Linked DNA regions of Homo sapiens: regions 1, 3 and 4 are each linked to region 2. The links are chromatin contacts, found by Hi-C or POLR2A ChIA-PET in ENCODE. All regions are on one chromosome and are shown on one strand. Each heading gives the region's core, a stretch centred on a gene start or an enhancer-like site at or near the end of the contact. The rest is flanking DNA. Distances are from core to core; before and after follow the strand shown. Region 1 overlaps FOXP1 (forkhead box P1). Region 2 overlaps FOXP1 (forkhead box P1). Region 3 overlaps FOXP1 (forkhead box P1). Region 4 overlaps FOXP1 (forkhead box P1).

Evidence for each region. A loop is a pair of places that touch in the nucleus more often than their neighbours do. ChIA-PET counts read pairs that join two places held with the same protein, here RNA polymerase II (POLR2A). Pooled maps may share reads with other maps.
Region 1: a loop to region 2 is called in a map of K562, with 4 times the contacts of the local background. The contact joins two enhancer-like sites. A Hi-C loop is called at or near these places in 4 of 168 maps with a recorded cell type or tissue (Caco-2, K562, OCI-LY7 and 1 more), 2 of 37 single-sample maps with no recorded cell type and 10 of 50 pooled maps. POLR2A ChIA-PET finds 5 or more read pairs at or near these places in 2 of 52 experiments (AG04449 and H1).
Region 3: a pooled map shows a loop between it and region 2 (3-fold over the local background). The contact joins two enhancer-like sites. A Hi-C loop is called at or near these places in 1 of 168 maps with a recorded cell type or tissue (naive thymus-derived CD4-positive, alpha-beta T cell) and 2 of 50 pooled maps. POLR2A ChIA-PET finds 5 or more read pairs at or near these places in 3 of 52 experiments (AG04450, activated B cell and naive thymus-derived CD4-positive, alpha-beta T cell).
Region 4: a loop to region 2 is called in a map of B cell, with 15 times the contacts of the local background. The contact joins two enhancer-like sites. A Hi-C loop is called at or near these places in 12 of 168 maps with a recorded cell type or tissue (B cell, CD4-positive, alpha-beta T cell, CD4-positive, alpha-beta memory T cell and 7 more), 30 of 37 single-sample maps with no recorded cell type and 17 of 50 pooled maps. POLR2A ChIA-PET finds 5 or more read pairs at or near these places in 4 of 52 experiments (SK-N-SH, activated CD8-positive, alpha-beta memory T cell and activated T-cell).

What each region holds. Positions count from the first base shown.
Region 1 is chr3:71,246,577-71,251,513 of GRCh38, forward strand. All of the region lies in intron 5 of FOXP1 (forkhead box P1), which reads right to left. Among named protein-coding and RNA genes, the nearest start is that of FOXP1-AS1, 41 kb to the right of the region's middle. Within about 2 kb of position 2,340, at least 9 of the 41 ENCODE cell types and tissues checked have a DNase peak (open chromatin) inside an H3K27ac peak, as active enhancers do.
Region 2 is chr3:71,508,493-71,513,145 of GRCh38, forward strand. The region is part of intron 2 of FOXP1 (forkhead box P1); the gene reads right to left. Among named protein-coding and RNA genes, the nearest start is that of MIR1284, 31 kb to the right of the region's middle. RefSeq lists a silencer at 2,066-2,360. Within about 2 kb of position 2,724, at least 4 of the 41 ENCODE cell types and tissues checked have a DNase peak (open chromatin) inside an H3K27ac peak, as active enhancers do; they include B cell, where a contact is called at or near this core.
Region 3 is chr3:71,162,279-71,167,381 of GRCh38, forward strand. The region is part of intron 6 of FOXP1 (forkhead box P1); the gene reads right to left. Among named protein-coding and RNA genes, the nearest start is that of FOXP1-AS1, 120 kb to the right of the region's middle. RefSeq lists a silencer at 3,449-3,598. Within about 2 kb of position 1,498, at least 4 of the 41 ENCODE cell types and tissues checked have a DNase peak (open chromatin) inside an H3K27ac peak, as active enhancers do.
Region 4 is chr3:71,004,978-71,009,789 of GRCh38, forward strand. All of the region lies in intron 12 of FOXP1 (forkhead box P1), which reads right to left. Among named protein-coding and RNA genes, the nearest start is that of FOXP1-AS1, 280 kb to the right of the region's middle. Within about 2 kb of position 2,499, at least 6 of the 41 ENCODE cell types and tissues checked have a DNase peak (open chromatin) inside an H3K27ac peak, as active enhancers do; they include B cell, where a contact is called at or near this core.

The DNA of each region.
Region 1 (4,937 bases), core at 1,090-3,589, 260 kb before region 2:
ATGTTTAGCATTCTTTTTAAAGATAGGTTTTAACCCCAAATACCCATGAAATTAAATCTCCTATGCCACTTATCTGCACTGCTGGGCAAAAACTAAAGTTGAGCTAAACAGAGAGATAGCAAAATCAATAAATCACACGAAACAAGTAGCAGTTCAAAAGTTCAAAGATATGATGGCCAGTTCAGCGCGTCTTAGCACTCACCCAATAATAACTCGTCTCCGTCACTCTTCATCGTATAGACAATTTCATGGCATCATTTTCATTAGCCTGTCTCAGAGAAAATTGCTAGCTATTTATGTATACGCTCAAATAAATTAGCCATTTCATCGAGCAATGTGATTCTTATAAAATACATTAACACAATACTCGATTTTCCAGTTGCAGTAAATAAATAAATCAATACATTCAATACAGGGTGATTCTTTCACTGTGGCGCTACAGCTCTCAGCATAAGTGTTTTTATTGGGTTTATTTGTTTCAATAAAAATTGAAATGGGCCAGTGATCTCAGTGCTAGCATCTTAAAAAAAAAATCCATCCAATATTGGGGAAAGTATTGTGCAGAACATTCAAACTTATAATTTTATTCAAGAATCATTTTCATTATGTATTATTCCACAACCTGGTTCTGTTGGAAAATTTCACAAAGGGAAAGGGGGAAATCCTGCCAGGTGTTTGACTCTGGTGGCGTTTCTGTGCTGCAGACCCCAGTCTGAGGGTGATGCTTCTGAGAGACAGCAGCACTTGGCTGAGCTGCGACCTTCTGCCTGGAATGTGCCTCTTCCCTGGGCAGGGAGAAACGACAATGGGACAAGTGCCAGATGGCCTCCTCTGTCACACCTTACGGAATGCCATTGATTGTGGCTCAGAGAAGGCCATTTATTCCAACCTCTGGGGGAAAGACCGGGGTATCATGACTGCAGGGAAGAAGAGAGAGGTGTGCTGCTGCTGTAAATAAAATCAGGCCGAGGGCCTGCGAGCGACTTTGGTGGCGAAATCAAGACACACCAGGCAGGAGATTTTCTCCAAGTCACTAGCACAATGAAAAGGGAAATATGGTAGTGGATATCTGTTGTTTTTGTCTGCCCAACATCCATGCTCCCCTTTCTCTGATGACACTAGCCTGATTTTTCTTTTGGGGAAACGCCCATTCTCCACTCTCAGTCCTAATGGTTCACAGGAGGCTGATGCATCTCTCAGCTCCAGAGGGTGGAGCCATAACCCAAGTCTGACCAATCAGTGAGTTCTGCTCTGCCAGCAACACTGATTGGCTGATGGATGGACATGTCCCAAGAATGATACTCAACTACTAGCATTCCATAGGAACTATTGGGAGACAGAAAGGCTGTCCTTCTGCTGGCTTGCTAAACTTTTAAATGCATGAATCGGGCTTGCCTCCACAAAAAGAGAGCTGGCTGAACAGAGGCCAGGACACAGCGGCAAGAAGGTGAGCACAATAGCAAGACAGATTCCTAACAATGCTCACAGAGAACAGGCCTCCTCTTGGACTTGTCAATTACACAAGCCAATTAAATTCCCTTATTTGCTTAGCCAGCTGGAGTTGGCTTTGGGTCATTTGCAACCATAAGGTGCCACACAGGAGCCCAAAATAGATAGTGTTCTATATGTAGCTCTCCTACTCTACAATATATGTTAGCCTTTATGGGAAAGCAAACCAACTAAGCACACACAAATCAATTAACTCTCATAACTAATATTCAAAATCTGTAGGATCTCGTGTTTCCTATGTAATTAACCAGTTCATCAGCCATGCTCTCTTCCTGCTAATAATGGAGTTGGAAAAAGAAGTCAGGACCCACAGTCAGAAAGAACTCAAGATGATCTCAAAGCAAACTAAACTGGAGGTCTAAAAAAATCCAGCATGGCCAGGCACGGTGGCTCACGCCTGTAATCCCAGCACTTTGGGAGGCCGAGGCAGGTGGATCACGAGCTCAGGAGTTCAAGACCAGCCTGACCAACATGGTGAAACCCTGTCTCTACTAAAAATACAAAAATTAGCCAGGCATAGTGGCGCGCACATGTAATCCCAGCTACTCGGGTGGCTGAGGCAGGAGAATCGCTTGAACCTGGCAGGCGGAGCTTGCAGTGAGCCGAGATTGCACCACTGCACCCCAGCTTGGGCAACAGAGCAAGACGTCATCTCAAAAAAAAAAAAAAAAAATTCAGCATGAAGTCGAATACAAACTTAAGAAGTTCCTCTCCAGGCTCCTCATAGTTATGGTTCAGTCAGGGATGGACCAACCTATGAGATTAGGGGAATGGCCAGCTGGTTCACACAATAGGCCTCAGGCCTGGTGTGGAGTCCTTAGTCTTGTGGTCACTGATCACAAAAAAGCCAGTGGGAAGGGTAGGAAGGAGAAAGAGCTGCATTGGTCATTGAAACAAGGCCAACACAAACTTCCCAGCCCCAGCACTTTCTGAATCCTTTTGTGTAGAATTTCTGCAGATGCTGGAAACCCAGGAGGAACCAAAGTGAACATCCTAATTTAGCATTGGAGGAAAGAAAATAACTGAATGGAGTTTAGAGTCATGTGGATGCCAGAGGCCATAGGCAAGCTAGAAACAATATAGTAAGAATATTTAAGCTGGGATGGAGTGGGCAGGGTCCTGGCGCCTGCCTGGCATTTAGCCCTGGCTCCAGCCCAGCCAACCCAGCAAACAGGGCCTTGACTTCCTCTTCCTGGGTGGGAATGAACCCCAGATCAATTCAGTCAGCCTTTCTTGGGACTAGTAACCATAGTAACATAAACAATAACAAAAACAACAATAGAAGCTACCATTTATTCTTAAATATGCCGGCAGTTATACTAGTCACTTTACATGCATTTCCTCACCTAATCTTTACAATTGCCTTGCAAAATGCAGGCTGTTATTATTTCCATTTTGAAAATGAGGAGACTGAGGCTCAGAGAGGTTAAATAATCTGCTCTTGGCCACACAACAGCTAAGCAGTGGAGTCCGGATCTGAACCCAGCCCTCTGGCTGAGACACCTGATCCTTGGACACCATATTGGCATCCAACTGCTGCTAAGCAGGAATGTCAGTACCAGCCCCTGTTGCTCACACAAATGCCCTGAATAATGAAGCTGGCCTGGAGTACAAGCCAATCCACTATACCCCAAGACATCATGACTTAGATGGCTGGCTCCACTCAGTTGGAAGGGAGAGGGAAAGTGAGGAGGGGAGAAGACAGAAGAATAAAGGGAAACAACACCATGGCTGCCCTATTTCTTCAGCCTCAGCAGCATCAGTGTCAACCAGACTCCCCATGCAGCCCAGTGGATCCTCCCTTGCCTCTAACTGGGGGCCATGGGACTCAGAACAAGTCTTTTCTGAACGTAATCACAGGTTTAACCCTACTTAGCACCAATATTATATCCAGAACACATGTTGTCTGACATCTGTATAAAGAGAATTGCTTTAAAACTTGAACTGAGGAGCTGGGGGCCACAGAAGTCCACCCCACCAGACAGCAGGATTTTTTAACCTCAGTACTAGGAACATTTTGAGCCAGAAAATTAATTATTCATTGTGTAAGCTACCCTATGCATTGCAGAATGTTGAACAGCATTCCTAGATGCTAGTAGCACATGCCCCCACCGCATTCGTGACCTCCAAAAACGTCTCCAGACGTTGCCAAATGTCCCCTGCTGGGGAAAGTCATTCCTGGTTGAGAACCACTCATCTAGAGCATCACTGCCCAACAGAACTTTCTGTGACAACGGAAATGTTCTATGCCTACAACATCCAATAGGGTAGCCAATAGCCACATGAGGCTCCTGAGCACTTGAAATATGGCTAGTGTCACTGAGGAACTGAATTTTTAATTTTATGTAAGTTTAATTAATTTAAATAGCCACACATGCCTAGTGGCTGCCATATCTTGGACTGTGCAGTTTTAGAGGGGGTCATAGAATTTCCATATTCATGACAATCGGATCTTAAGCAGATGGATACTTGGTTTCCAGTACAAAATTCTTCATATTCATTAAAAATTGTATTTTCTTCTCAACGGAAATTAATAAACTCTAAAATTGAAAGTGTTTTTTGCGTTGGGCGCAGTGGCTCACGCCTGTAATCCTAGCACTTTTGGGAGGCTGAGGTGGGCAGATCACCTGAGGTCAGGAGTTCGAGACCAGCCTGGCCAGAATGATGAAACCCCATCTTTACTAAAATACAAAAAATTAGCTAGGCATGGTGGCGCACGCCTGTAATCCCAGCTACTCAGGAGGCTGAGGCAGGAGAATCGCTTGAACCCAGGAGGCGGAGGTTGCAGTGAGCCGAAACTGCGCCACTGCACTCCAGCTTGGGTGACAGAGTGAGACTGTGTCTCAAAAAAAAGAAAGAAAGAAAAAAAAATGTTTTTGGTAATGACTTTTTTAAAAATTCCAATCTTACTTTGAATCTTTTCATCAAATTTAAGTAAAAATTATTTTTTATAAACACGGTTTTGATTAGAATTGTAGATTTATATAATTGAGTAACTTGAAAGCTTTATGCCTGTAGATTAGAACCAAGTGCACTCTTTAAGAAGCTAGTTGCAAAATGATTTCTTTTTTCACTGTTAGAAAAATGTACTTGCTACTCTCTTTGGGACACATTGAATGTAAACTGTGTCTTCAGAGACATCAGCTATCCTGCAGAAAGTGCTCTGCTCCAGCAACTCAAATAACTCATACCATTTGGAAACGAGAGTAACACTGTGAAAAGTCTCTTAAGCAGTCACGTGCCTCCATCCTGTCCCTCCCCTGAAAAACCCAAAATGCACACAATTCAGGTGAAGCTTTCCACTGTAACTCAAGGTGTGATGGATTTTTCAGCTTAGCGAGAAAGATTAGTATTGATGTAACAAAGTGACTGTAAAACCAGCCATACAACGTTATAAATACATCATAGCTGTCAGGATGTTTCTTTCG
Region 2 (4,653 bases), core at 1,474-3,973:
CTCTGGGGAAGCTGCTCAGGCCTCTGTGAGTTAGAAATAGGCAGGTATGTACAGGGCTTGGATCAGGGCTCACAGATCCTGAGGGCTCTGTAATATGAGTGATACTCATTGTTTTACGAGTGACATCTTCACTCTACTCAATACGTTTTATAGCCTCTTTCTGCAGATGGAACCAAAACATCGTTAAGGCAATGTGTCCCAATATCTTTTAACCAATTATCGTAATAGATCCTACAACCACCCCTCTCTGGCCCCCAACCTCCCAAGGGCTTAGGGCTGTCAAAGAAACAACTTAGGTCTGCAGAGTGATACCTGCCTTGGAATTCCAGCTCTGACCCTGGCTGGCTCTGAAATCTCGTGGATGTCACTTAACTTCCTTGCCTCAGTTTCCTTGCTTACAAGATGAAGAGGGCAACAGCTCATAGCTCACAGGATTGTGGTGAGGACAAAAGGGGAAAATGTATGTGAGACACTGAGCTCTGCATTCAGCCCACTGGGACTTCTCAATAAACCTGACCCATCATGACTACTTTGGCATTTTCTGATACAGCTCCACTCTCCGTATGGATTTCGCCAGTCATTATGGGTTTCTTCCTTGTAATGGTTTTCTTGCCATCATTTTTTCATATTTAAGCATTGTATTATAATAGAGAATAGAGATGAAGCATGCCCTTGTGCAGATTCTGATACTGTATGCTCCCTTATTAGTCAGCCAGGGCTGCTGTAACCCAGTACAAGAGACTGGGTGGCTTGAACCACAGGCATTCATTAATATTTGCTCATGACTCTAGAAGCTGAAAGTCGAAGATCAAGGTATCCACAGGGTGGGTTTCTCCTGAGGCCCCTCTTTTTGGCCATCTTCCCTCTGTGTCATCACACGGTCTTCCCGTGTGGGTTTTTGTTAGAATCTCCTCTTCCTATTAGGATACCAGTCACACTGGATTTGGGCCCATCCTAATGATCTCATTTTTAATTTAATTATCTCTTTAAAGTCCCTATCTCCAAATACAGTCACATTCCGAGTGAGGTACTGGGGGTGAGGGCTTCAGTGTATACATCATGGGGGGAGGACATAATTCAACCCACAACAGCTCCTCACCTCCTGAAAGGACAAGCTAGGCCCCAAATTAAGAATCAGTTATGCTCTAGGAGGCTCAGATGGGAGAATTGCTTGAGGCTAGGAGTTCAAGACCAGCCTGGGCAACATAAAGAAGCCTCTGTCTCTACAAAAAATTAAAAATTAGCCGGGCTCAGTGACATGCACCTGATTCTTAGCTACTCAGGAGGTTGAGGCAAGAAGATCACTTGAGCACAGGAGTTTCAGATTGCAATGAGCTATGATTAGGCCACTGCACTCCAGGATGGCCAAGAGAGCAAGACTCTGTCTCTAAAAAGAAGGAATCAGGCCAGGCACGGTGGCTCACGCCTGTAATCCCAGCACTTTGGGAGGCCAAGGCGAGCAGATCACCTGAGGTCAGGAGTTGGAGACCAGCCTGGCCAACATGGTGAAACCCCATCTCTACTAAAAATACAAAAATTAGCCAGGCGTGTGGTGGCAGGCACCTGTAATCCCAGCTACCAGGGAGGCTGAGGCAGGAGAATCGCTTGAACCCCGGAGGCGGAGGTTGTAGTGAGCCGAGATTGCGCCATTGCACTCCAGCCCGGACAACACAGCAAGACTCTGTCTCAAAAAATAAATAAATAAGAAGAGTCAGGCCATGTGCGGTAGCTCATTCCTGTAATCCCAGCACTTTGGGAGTCCAAGGCGGGTGTATCACTTGAGGACCAGCCTGGCCCACACAGTGAAACCCCGTCTCAACTAAAAATACAAAAAATTAGCCAGGTGTGGTGGTACTTGCCTGTAATCCCAGCTACTTGGGAGGCTGAGGCAGGAGAATCGCTTGAACCCAGGAGGCAGAGGATGTAGTGAGCTGAGATCCCACCACTGCACTCCAGCCTGGGCAACAGAGTGAGACTCTGTCTCTAAAAAAAAAAAATCAGTTGATCTTGGGCCTTGGGCTTTGGCAATCTGAGCCAGTCCAGGTACTTCAGAAAATGAAAGCACACAGGTGCAGCACAATGGAAAGGCTTCCCCCTAGACACTTATGTGTAGTGTCCTCCCAGTGCTGTAGTGAGCTCCTTGCTCTTCCCAGCCACCAGACCTGCAGAGGGGGCTGATGCCTACCAACTGCAATGTTCAACTAAGCTCTGTCCAATCGAGTCAGCAGACCCAGCCATTGCTCATATTTACATTTGTAAAAAGTCAGGACGGAAAGTGTTCATTCCTGGCATGAACTCCCCAATCTGGGCTCATAAACATAAATCAAAGCTGAAGGTCATTTTTAAAAAATCAGTACATGCCTCATTAAAACAATTTTTTTAAAACTGAGTTTCTTGAACCACGGCCTATAATTTACAAAGTGCAAATGTCTGAGATACGTGTGCTAAATTTAAAGAAACAACTATTATTAAACACCCCATTATGTAAGGCAGTGAAATATATTTGCACTCTGTATATCCGTTATAATATTTCAACTGAGCCTCACAATGTTTGGCAGTTCTTTCCTTCGGTGATAATAAAAGGCTTTTCTTTCCATTAAATATCTAAATTAAGTCAAATAGTGTATGTTAAATAAGCCCATAAGTCCTTTTGTATGATGCAATGAAGTCTTGAAATGCTTATCTACTGAGCACTCTGGCTTAAAGGCTGGTGGTTTATGTCCCCTGCAGAGCCCCGGGACCCTGCTGGCTTGGCCAGACTGTGAAAATAAGCTTCAAATGACCAAACGCAACTGCAACTTTAAAAGTAGGAACCAGACCAGACACAACAAACCACAGTGTAGTCAGCCTCACTTGTCATAATTCATATGTGTGGAATTCAACTGTAAAAGCATTCACAGAGTGCTAAATTTCCTCCATTGGGGCATTCCATGTGGAATGTCAGATTTTGAAAAGCTGCTGATAAGCCACTCCTGATTACAAGTCTACAAGTTGTAGAATTAATAAAAAAAAAAAAAAAATTACCCCAACCCCAAAACATCTCTGTCTGTGTCATCCAATCCTAAACAATGTAGGCAAGTGCCAATATTTTTAAATAACCAGGCCATAAAAATATGCACTCAATTGGTGGCCCTGTATGAACACTGACTTCCTTTTTTTTGGTTTTCTTTTAGCTCCATGTCTACATTATTCTCCATTTTGATGGCCTACATAATGATCACTTATAGCAATCCTTTTTTTGAAAAAGAATCTCATCATGGTTCAATGACTTAAAAATATAATCCTTACAGATTTTTAAAAGAGAAACTTGAATGGATAAATATATTCATGTGTAGATTTCAAAGCCATGCATGTATATATAGATGTAAACACATGAAAATGTAATAATCCAATTAGCACATCTTTTTTGGAAACTAAATTAATCTTAACAAAACTGGCCTAAGGCTCAGGTAGGAGTTGACGGAACTGCTGGTGATGACGACAACAATAATAGCTGCCATTTAGTCAACATTTACTTTGTGCCAAGTGCAGTGCTCAGCCCTTGACATAGATTTTCCCATTTGGTTCCTCACAACAAAGCTCTGATGTAGGAATGCATCTTTATACGTGAGAAAACCACGGCTCAGAGATGGGAAGTCACCTGCTCAAGGTCACATAGTAATTAAGTGGAGGGGAACCAGGGGTTGAACCTAGTTCACATTGTGCTATATTGCCTCCCAGTGGTGCCTTAGAGACAGGATATAGGGCCTGGCGAAGGGTAGGGTAATATACCTGGCCCCTAAATGACCTCTTATCTTGGCTAAGGACAGGCAGCATAGCCTAGGCCCCATCTCAGGAGAAGATTTAAGAGCAGACACACCCTGTAAGCAAGGTAAAAAGCCAGAGCCATATCCCACCTCTCTTGCAGACACAAAGGAAGAAATCCCCACCCAAAAATGAACTCCTAACCTTCCTCCACCTATTACCTTATTGCCTTGTTACCAAAAGCACCATATGCATGTTCCTGAAGAGTCTATTTTTCCCCCATCACAACACACTTAAGTAGTACATATTTAAGACAGAAAAGCAATAGTAGTCCTCTTCTTTCTACAATGCAATCCAACTTTTCCTGGGTGACAAAAGATGAATAAAGGGATGAGAGAAGCAAAGGTGTTGGATTATTCATTTGTGAATGCCACTTCATACAACAGCTGGTCACTACCCAGTAGAGTAGAAAGAGAACAGAAAGGGAGTCAACCAACTTGGATTCTCAGTTCCATTCTGTCCCACATCCTGGTGCCGTCATCTCTTCCCACACACAGTAATGAGGGAGGAAAGACCATCTCCACCCCTGTGTTTATTTCAGACTTTCTGTGACTCTGAGAGCTTCCTTTAGGTACACAGAACCAGCACGCCAGCCCTACGGCTCAAGCACCAATGCCTAACACCAAGGAAACGTCACCCTCAAGAGTTAAACTGAGCATCTCCTTACACGGCAAACACACAGAAGGATCCCTGAGATACTAGTAAGGTCAGTTTTAGGGGAACATGAAAACAGCCTGCTCCAGTAGCATTTACCAGGCATTCCTAACTCCCTGGGCTCCCAACCTGGCCCATACCTCTTTCCTTAACTCCAGATGTGTGTACCTATCTGCCTCTACAGCCTGTCCTCTG
Region 3 (5,103 bases), core at 248-2,747, 350 kb before region 2:
ATAAGAGATGCTTAGCTAACTGAAACCTGGCCAAAATACTAGGACAAATGCAACTAAATACTAGCCCAGAATTCTGATTAACCACTGCTTCCCACAGCCTTTGTTCATACATCTCTACTGATATAAGCATTGTCCATATGATCCTTTTAGAAGTTTTATTCTGACTGAAGGGGGAGCCAGTACCATTAAGACATCCAATGTTAAGATGGTTAAGACTTTTTGAATAACTGCCCATTCCAATCCAATATCTATTGGGTTCCTACTATTTGTCAAGCACCAAGGATATAGCAGAGAACGTCATAAACAAGGTCCCCACCTTATTGGAACTTACATTCAGTGGCAAAAGTCAAACTGATAGAGACAGGAGGCACAGAAACTTAGACAGGGGCAGGTGTCTGGTGAAGCCCCACCCATTGTTACTTGCCAACATGTGGAAAAAGAACCCAAAAAGCTTCCTTTGGAACATAGTACCCCTTTATCCACATATGTTAATTAATCAAAGCCCACAGATTAATGAGGTAGGAGACCTTGTCTACTGATAGTCTAGCTACTGGGTACTTGAGTTGAAGGCTGATCTCTTCATTTTTATTTTTTACATTTGATAAAATCTTCCCGGTAGCATTTATTATTCCAGTTACGGCTGTCATCATTTTTCCAAGTACCATCATATGTCTTTCCCCATTAGAAGATGTATCAATGCAACAGAAAGAAACTGAAAAAAGCAAGCTGGTGTTCCATCTAAAATGTGTTTTCTGTAATTATATGCACAAACAAATACAAACTAGAAAGAAAACGGACTTTGAGTTAGAGAACTTTGACGGTAACTAGGATTGGTTTCAACCAAAACGATGCACGTGAATAACAGTTAAATTAGTGGATCTGCTTCCCAAATCTTTTTTTCCAGGCACATCCAGGGTATGTCTTTAACAGTCCTGATACTTCAATGAAAAATTGAGGTGCCAATGATTTATAGGTGAAATTAATGTTAAATACTTCAAAGGAGTGGACAAATAAGTCAGCAGCAAAAATTTTATGAGTTCACTTCCTTCAAGGGAACTTAGAGAGCGGGATTTTATTGCTGTGAATTCTGGTCACCCTTTCTACCCCTCAGCATCTGTTTGAAATATGTAGTAGACAATTGCTTTTTTGGCTGTGACTCAGGTGGTGGAAACACAGGACAAACAGACTACTGTATATAAGCTTTCCTCCAGCACTGAAAAATTTTATTAACTCTCTTGCATAGCAAACGTGGCGGCTGCTCAGTGCCCAATCTCTGCAGCATTATCAAGGAATTTGGCTAATTATGAATCGTGCTGGCCAAGCAAGAGGTGACCATGTTGAAACTTGTCAACTCGATATTTTCTCACATTTCAGAACAAGCAGGGAAACAACAACAACAACAAAACCTTATATTCTGTTTAGTTCATCATTCCTATGTGTAAAATTCCAAGTTAAATATTACATGTGAGCTTGCTACATAAATATGTCAGTCTTGCCACCGAGGCCAGCCAAAACAAACAGTTTCAAGCAGTCCCACAGTTTAGAGCGGTAGAGTTTTCATAGAAGCCATGCACTTGCCCCCTTTTAATCAGTTTTTTAAATTTTTCTCCCATGACAATAGAAAAGTTAGAAAGTAGTCCACAGAGAGTGTGGAGAAAGGGCTTGCTCTCCTTCACAATGGCGACTGTGAGAAGATCAAGGGCTGAATGTCTGCCTGGCAGAACATGAGTCTGTCTGTAAAATTCTGCACAGACGAAAGCTCAATCCCATGCCATCAGTCCAATCCCCAAATAAAGAAACAGAGTTGGTTCCAAAGTAATGAGTAGCCTATATAATCAGATGGTTTCTCTTCCATGTTAGGGCTAGAAATAAACATGGATGCTACCTACAACTTAGACTGCTGTACTTATTTATTTATTTTTATTTTTTATTTTTTTTTGAAACAGAGTCTTGCTCAGTCGCCCAGGCTGGAGTGCAGTGGCGCAATCTCGGCTCACTGCAAGCTCCGCCTCCCGGGTTCATGCCATTCTCCTGCCTCAGCCTCCGGAGTAGCTGGGACTACAGGCGCCCGCCACCACGCCCGGAGAATTTTTTGTATTTTTAGTGGAGACAGGTTTTCACCATGTTAGCCAGGATGGTCTCGATCTCCTGACCTCGTGATCTGCCCGCCTCGGCCTCGCAAAGTGCTGGGATTATAGGCGTGAGGCACAGCGCCCGGTCCCGACTGCTCTATTTAAAGTAATGAAAGCACAGTTGGCTCCAAAGGAGAAAACACATTGCTAGAAACAGTGAATGGAATTTGAACAGAAACTTCCCAATATTAATTCCCAGAGACTAATACATTTTTATAGAAAGTCTATTCACAAAAGGGGAAAGATTATTTTCACCAAAATCTTGTAGCTAATCTCTTCACGTGTACACATTTTTTAGAGACCTGTTTTATGTTTTCTTATAATAAATCTATTGACCATTTTTTCAATGAATAAAGCTTACTTTCTCCCTTCATTCGGAAACTAAGAAATGTTTTATCATACAACCAACAGCAAACTTTCTTTGAACTTCAAATCCAATGTCCCCCCTCTTCCTACATTCCAGCGCATTATACTTGAAATTATTTGCCTCCAAAGTTATAAAGAAAAAAGAGAGTAGTTAAGATGACCAGAGTTACAACTGTTATTTTCTTCCTTAAACCAATTTACATAGCCCTTAAACAAATTTACATAGCCTTTTTCCTAGCTATCCCAAAATGTAGATTCTTCAAGGAATATTTCAGGCATTTAAACGGAAAGTGAACTCCCATGAATTTTGGCAAAAATAATGGAAACAAGGACTGAAACAAAAATATCCAATAAAACACTTTCTCTTTCCTGAAAGGGATGGAAAGGAAATAAAACACACCCTGAAAAGAAGATGATTTTATAAAACGTTACTAGGAATAGCTTTTACCAAATTGAAAGCTATTTTTTTGTAAAAAAAAAAAAAAAAAAAATCAAAACCTGTTTCCCAGAATGACTTCTCTAAAATCATCAGCAGCTCACGAATGTTTTTGTGTTTAATGAACGTTTACCTCATTTAAGCTTTCTTTATATTCAAAAAATTAAGGAGACCAATTCTGCCAAAAGGCATTTTTAATCATTTCGAATAAAAAACAAGTCAGTCACAAAGGACTAACCAGACATTTCAAAAGTGGTAATAATTTTTTCTTAGGTGTGAGAGCTGGTTTCGCTATATAAAAATTTCTATTGAAATGTTTGTTTTAACTAATGTATACCTTCCTTCCATGGGAGAAATTTCTTCGAAGACAGAAGTTTCTTGTCTTAATGGCTGGTTCTAAACCCCACCTTGCCTTGCCTTAAATTTGCCATGTGGTCCATGGAGGCAAACTAGGAGGGGGACAGGTGTCGATTTAAGCCAAACAAAACAAAAAAAGAAAAAATATGGCCAGAATGGTCTAGACATCACCCACCCAGAGGCATCCGAGACAACCAGAATGCCACATGGCATGCCACGAACCACTTGGAGGTCTGTGCAAAATTCATAGGTGAGGCAGGCAACAGGCTCCATCAGCCACCAGTCCAGGTTGTAGAATGAGAAGCAACGTGATCATCAAGTAACTGTGTTGCTGGTGGTAACAGAAGCACCACGTTTGAGCAACTGAACTCAATCTTTCACTTTGTATGAAGACAGAAGGCTAAACATTCTCACTGGATTGCTTGACATTAAGAAAACAAGTTCCCCAAAAGAATGACTCCAGGTTAAAACATTAGCCAAATTCTGGTGACCAATAATATCTTGGGAAGTAACAATCACTCTGAGAAACACTTAAGAAGACAGCCCAATACTTAGCGCCTCCTTGGCCCACTTGCCATTTTCTGTGTAGTATGTGCAGGGAGTCTTCCAGGAAAATGGGGGCACAGACACAGGAAGAAAAGGCAGCCCTTGCCTTCAAGGAGCTTACAGTCTTATGAGAGGAAAAGACAAGTACATGAGAGGAACACAAGCAAGTGGGGGGTGACAAGAGCCGCTAGCGTGACCATCACAGAGCCATGAATCATTAATGACACCTGGAAACCTGTTACGGCCCCCATCTTCCAAAGATTCACGCAGTTCCATTCTTTAAACTTTTCTTGAACTTTCTGTGTAATTAAACACCAAATTTGGCAACCCATGCTAATTTTGAAAGGCACTCCCTGGGAATTTAGTAAAAAGTTTAAACAACTTGTTTACATGTGTTTGGCCCATCTGTTTAAACTTCTTGTTTATTTTAATAGGAGCAACTCTTGGGTGCAAGCTCCTTTTGTGCTTGAGACCACTACTGGCCTCTTCTCCAGCTCTGTTTCCCTAATCTGCATTCTAAATCTCTTCTGTAAACAAAACTTGAATAACAACTTTTTATGATAAATGCTGAACACCTCCAAGATGACTGCTGCAAAATAAACTACTTTTACAACCAGAAAGCATTCTAAACACACAGAAAATACTTTTTTAATGCTGTCCTTTTCTTAAAAAAACAAAAAGCAAAAACAAAAACACACACAAAGAATTTTATTTTCTCTGTGTGTGTGTCTACATATATATGTTCTTGACGATCCTTCTGAATTGTGTGCATTCCCATCATGCTCCAGTGTTTTTCCAGCCCCGTAATGCCCTCACTTTTGATTGTGGAGATGATGTTGAAGTGCACAGGGTATTTACTGATCCGGTTATCTTGTTCTGTGACAGGCAGAATCAATCAATCAAGAGGCCAGCTTTGCACTTACATATTCCAGGCACATCTCCGCACTTCAGGATACGAGATCACAGTGTTATCCAGCCAAATTTGATCAACAAATGCAGTTCCCCTGTGCCACAGCAATCTCAGATGAAGATGTTATTATGTGGAACTGAGCAAAGTGATAAAGACAGTACAGCAGAGCCTGGAGAAGCCCGGCTGGACCGCACTGACAGCTTTTATATACGAAGGCGGTGATGTCCCTTTCTTTCAGATTATAAAAGTTCCCTTGATTTGAAGAAAATCACTCTGGACATATACAGGTGACCCCCAACCATTGCGTTTCCCCATCTATAACTAAAATCCTCAAGGAAGAAGCAACATACATTAGT
Region 4 (4,812 bases), core at 1,249-3,748, 500 kb before region 2:
GAAAATGTGGAGACATCAGGAACGGTTATGAACGTTGGCATGTGTCATTTTTCCAGACCGAAATTGATGCAAATATAAAATCTTGCTAAAATACAGCTATAAAAACAACAGGCTACTATAAATATAGATTGTTTGGTAGGATTGAATTTTTATTACTTTTTCTTTAATTTTTTGGTAGACTGCCCTAGTTTCCATTATTCTATAACCATCCTAAGTTGAGACATCAAAAACTGGCAGCATCTCTTAGCCAGTGAGCTGACACTGAGACTCAGGAGCAGTAGTGGGTCTCTGTGAATAGAAACTGAATCAGAGGTGGAGAGAAACAAATACCTGATTTAAAAAAAAAAAAAAAAAAAAAAAAAAACCAGAATCATAAGGAGTGCCCTTTATGAAGACGGGTATAAGAGAAAAAAAATAATGCTAACTTCAGTTGATTTTTATTCTTCTTCAAGACTATAATATAATTTTCTTATCTGTAATAGGCAGAATTCTACTGAAACACATATTAAATCTGAGGATTAATATATTATTTGGGGGAAATGTATATCACCATAAAAACGAGAATAGAATTACACAGTCAAGACACATCATGGATGGAAAACACATTTGGAAAGAATGTGACCCTGTTCATGCATCTCCAAAGACCCACCCTTGATAGGATTGAGTTTAAGTCTATCAAACACAATGTACCTCTTGTTTATCACCATATGGAAGAAGCGCATAAAAAGCAGACGTGAAGAGATTTAAAAAACCTTCCAAAAATAAAGCAAGAAAATCCAAAGCAGAAAAGGAAAAGTAGAGCGCTTCCTTTCTGCCTGTGAGAGACGGAGAGCATTTCAACAGCTGATTCCAGCCTCGAAGTATACAGCACACATAAAATAAATACAGGTCACAAAAATTAACAAATCATCATAACTGTCTAATACATCCTGGGCTGGCTGCGGAAAAACAAGATCATTCTGGATTTATATCTGTAAGTATGGGATTTCCTGGACAGCTAATATCCACAAACAATCAAACACAGGAGGAACACGGGGGAAAAAGGCAGCATTATTTCAAATTTGAGCTGAGAGTCGTGATTTGTAAAGGGCTGAACAGGAACTGGAGTTGAAATTTGAAGCAAGGAAATTCTTGTACTAGGCACTGATGGACACTTCTCTGTTTCTCTTGGCTCCGTACAGGTTTTTAGGTCACTGGGTTTTGAACGTAATGCCAAATGAGAATCTCGCTAGTACAGAAGCTTTGAAAATGACAACTAACTTAATCTCTCAATTTAAATAAAATAATAATAATAAAAAAATCTAATGATACTTCACTCAAGAGTCAGAGCTTTTTATGAGACCTGTTGCCAATATTAGTGTCTTGGAATGATCTCATCTTTCATCCTGGCTAAATTCCAACACACAATTTCATTAACCCAGGTACCGCAGGTGATAAAACTCATTTTTCCCTAAAGAGACAGCTAAAAAGTACCAGTTATACGTTTATGAAGTACCAGCAATCAAAATTATGGATTTTCTAAAAGGTTTTTAACTACTTTTATTGAAAGGAAAATCGCTGTCTCAGACTTTTGTGACACTATTGCTAATAATAAATTTTACCATTTAGACATGGCCATAATATGGTAGACAGTGTCAATAAAAGTATGGAGCAAAGATGATCCCTGTCTTTTAAGTAATGCCTTCTAATTACATGCCGGAAATGATCACATGAAATACCTAAGCTAACTAATGGCTCTTAAAATATAAGAACACTCAACAATGCATCTACAGTGATATAGATGTACCGCATGCACATATGCAGTTATATGTAGAATTAATTGCATAAGTAGACATTCAAAAAATTTTCCAATGTTTTCAAAGCCTACAAGAAAAATTTAAATTTAATTTGCATTTCTAACTAAAATCTGTTTGTTGAAAAAAAATGCGTTCAAATGTTATTTGCTTCCTTTTGAGCAAAGAGGTGGCACTGGGCCTGTTATCTTTGGCAAACTTGTCTAAACTTTTCTATCTAATATTCTATATATCACTAGAGGGCACTGTGGTATTTAGGCCACTTTGACCTCTTCGAGTACTAAGAAAGGTCTTGAACTCCTAAGCAATGTCAGAAAGGTTAAAAAAGACATTAAAAGGGGGAAAAAATTTTTTTTGGTAACACCCTATTTTTATTTTTCTAAAACCAATAAAAAATGCATGATAAGTAGAAAAGTCAAATTCATAAAAATATACAGCTCATTTTGCAATACTCAAAGACTTGTCACCTCAGATCTGATGGGGAAAATTTTCATCCTCATCTTCTCGAGATTTAAATTGTGAGGCTGGAATTTGATTTGCATACATCCACAATTATAGACAGCTATTCCCTCTACATGGCTGAAGTCTCCTACACTAACTAGAGGTAATTTCACTGCAGAACATTCAGGCGTGCAAGCCGAGAGCCACAAATGGGTTTGAAACAATTTATGATATCCGGCCTCCTTCGACATGTATTAGCATATACCTGGTTTCTTTAACATACACTTTGTTTTTCCAAAACCACAAACATAGTTGCTGGAATTTCATGTGGAAGTGCTTAAGGGGCTGAAAGTTAACACCTTTGTGATCCACGCTGCCTCATGGTGGCTGTTAAACAAAAGCCTCTTTGTCGAGGCTTTCTTGAAGTGTTTTCTTAACATGTTCCAAGTAGTTTTAGGCAGGGAACTAAAGTAAACAAGATGTTACCATGATAAAAACACTTGTGAAAACATTACAGAGCACACTTAGTAGTTTCTTTCACACAAAACTCTTCACAGTTTTGAAAAGTAAAATTCACAGAAAAAAATTTTAAAAAGCAAGTTACCAATGAAATGTCCTCTACTGTCTACAGCCCTCGACCTTTCGGGAAGGGTCAAAGTTCCATTTCTGGGCATTTTCTTCAACATTTCTCTGTCTTCCATTACAGCACATATACAGTTTATTTTGGCTTTCATAAATTACATACATCTAACAAGCAAGGGAATTTTTGTTTTGTTCTGCATGAAGTTTTTCTCCCTGAGAAATCACCAAAAGAAAAAAAATTCTTTTCAAATAGGATACTAAGCAAGGATACAAATGATACTTTTAGTAGACGTTATACAAGTGGTCACTTAAAAGAAAAACTAGGAGAAATGGAAACATTTTCCCCCAAGCACATAAGAGTACCTGGTGTTTGTGAAACTATGGGCCTGCATTTGATTTTACCTTCTAAGTTAAAAACAGGGAAATGTGGTCAGGATTTAACCTTCAAATCTACTCCTCATTTTGCCAATGCATTACATGAGCATTAAAAAAAGGGAGGGGGAGGAAAGGGAAGAATTACAAATCCACGTTTTTACTAGTGAAGATTGTGTCTTTCACCTGGTTTGAAAAGAAGAAAAAAGAAAGGACTCAAGTGGGGAGAAGATGGAAGAACGCCGATGAGCTTCACACCACTCTGGATGATACGGGACTTGTTTTTGTTTTTCTGTTATCGGAGGATGCCAAGCAATGCAGGGCTGGACGATTTCATTAGAGTTAGCAGGAGCACCTGCTGCTATCAGTTAGCACTAACAAATGCAACAGTCACATGATAACTCATGGTTGATAGATTAAAAAAAAATCAACACTAAAACTGCAAGTTGTTTTCAGAAGAAACAGGGAAATAAATGCATACAATAGACTGGGTATCTGCTGATTCTGATAAAGCGTCCCTCTGTTGGCGGTGAGGGAAAGACAACAGGATGGTTATTTGTACAGTATTTATCTTTGAAATCAAGGGCCCTGTGGTATACCTCACCTTGGGAACAAATGCTGCAGAATGATCACAGAAAAGTGTCAAATCTCTGGTTTTGATTTACCAACAGTTATGATATTTCTTCCTCAGGAGGGAAAAAAAAATATGCTTCAGTTTTAGACCTGTGAGTCCCCCCCACCTCTCTTTTTTCTGAACCCCTCTCTCTGTTAACAGTGGCACAGTATTGACAGATGGGATTTTTATCCTGAAGAACCAAGCTTGGCCTCTGTAACAGTTACAGCTTATTAATCTGGAGCTGCAGAAGACCAGAAAGCTGTTACCTGGCAAAGTCACTTCCTCTCCCTTAGTCTGAACCCTAAAAACTGGGTGGAAGAACCCAAGATCAAGGAAGTACAGCAACCATGGTTGGTCAATGAAATCATGGGGGCGGGGGGGGGGGGGCGCATGACACACGTGGATATCTCCCCTCAAATATGACTAACTTGAGGGTTCTGTGAATCCAAGCTAACATAACCCTGGATAGCTATGTCCGGGGCCACAAAAGCATTCCTCAGCTAAAAATATGTTGGTGACACCAAAAATGGTACAGCAAACTGTGGTCCAAGGGACACAGCCATACTCGTTCCTTGTTCCTTACGCATGGTCAACGGCTGCTTTTGTACCCCAATGGCAGAGCTAAGTCGAGTTGCTGTGACAGACACTGTATGGCCTGCAATGCTGAAAATATTTACTGTCTACCCCTTTATGGAAAAAATTTGCCATGCCCTCCCCTCTGTGTGGGACTTTTTACCAGAGGTTTCTGATTAAAACATTCTATTACAGAACAATTTCTTCGGATATATCAATGCTTTGCATAGTCACAACTCCTTTTCCTAGGTAGAAGGTTGGAAATTTTTGGATATTTAAAATTACTCATCCTTGAAAAATAAATATATCTAAGTAGGTTAAGAAGTTCTAACGCTTTTAAAGAGTGCCTAGTATGGGCTAGGCAGTTTATATGATGTACTTTTTATTTACTCATTCATTTATTTAATTTTTAGAGACAAGGTTTTGCTTTGCTAC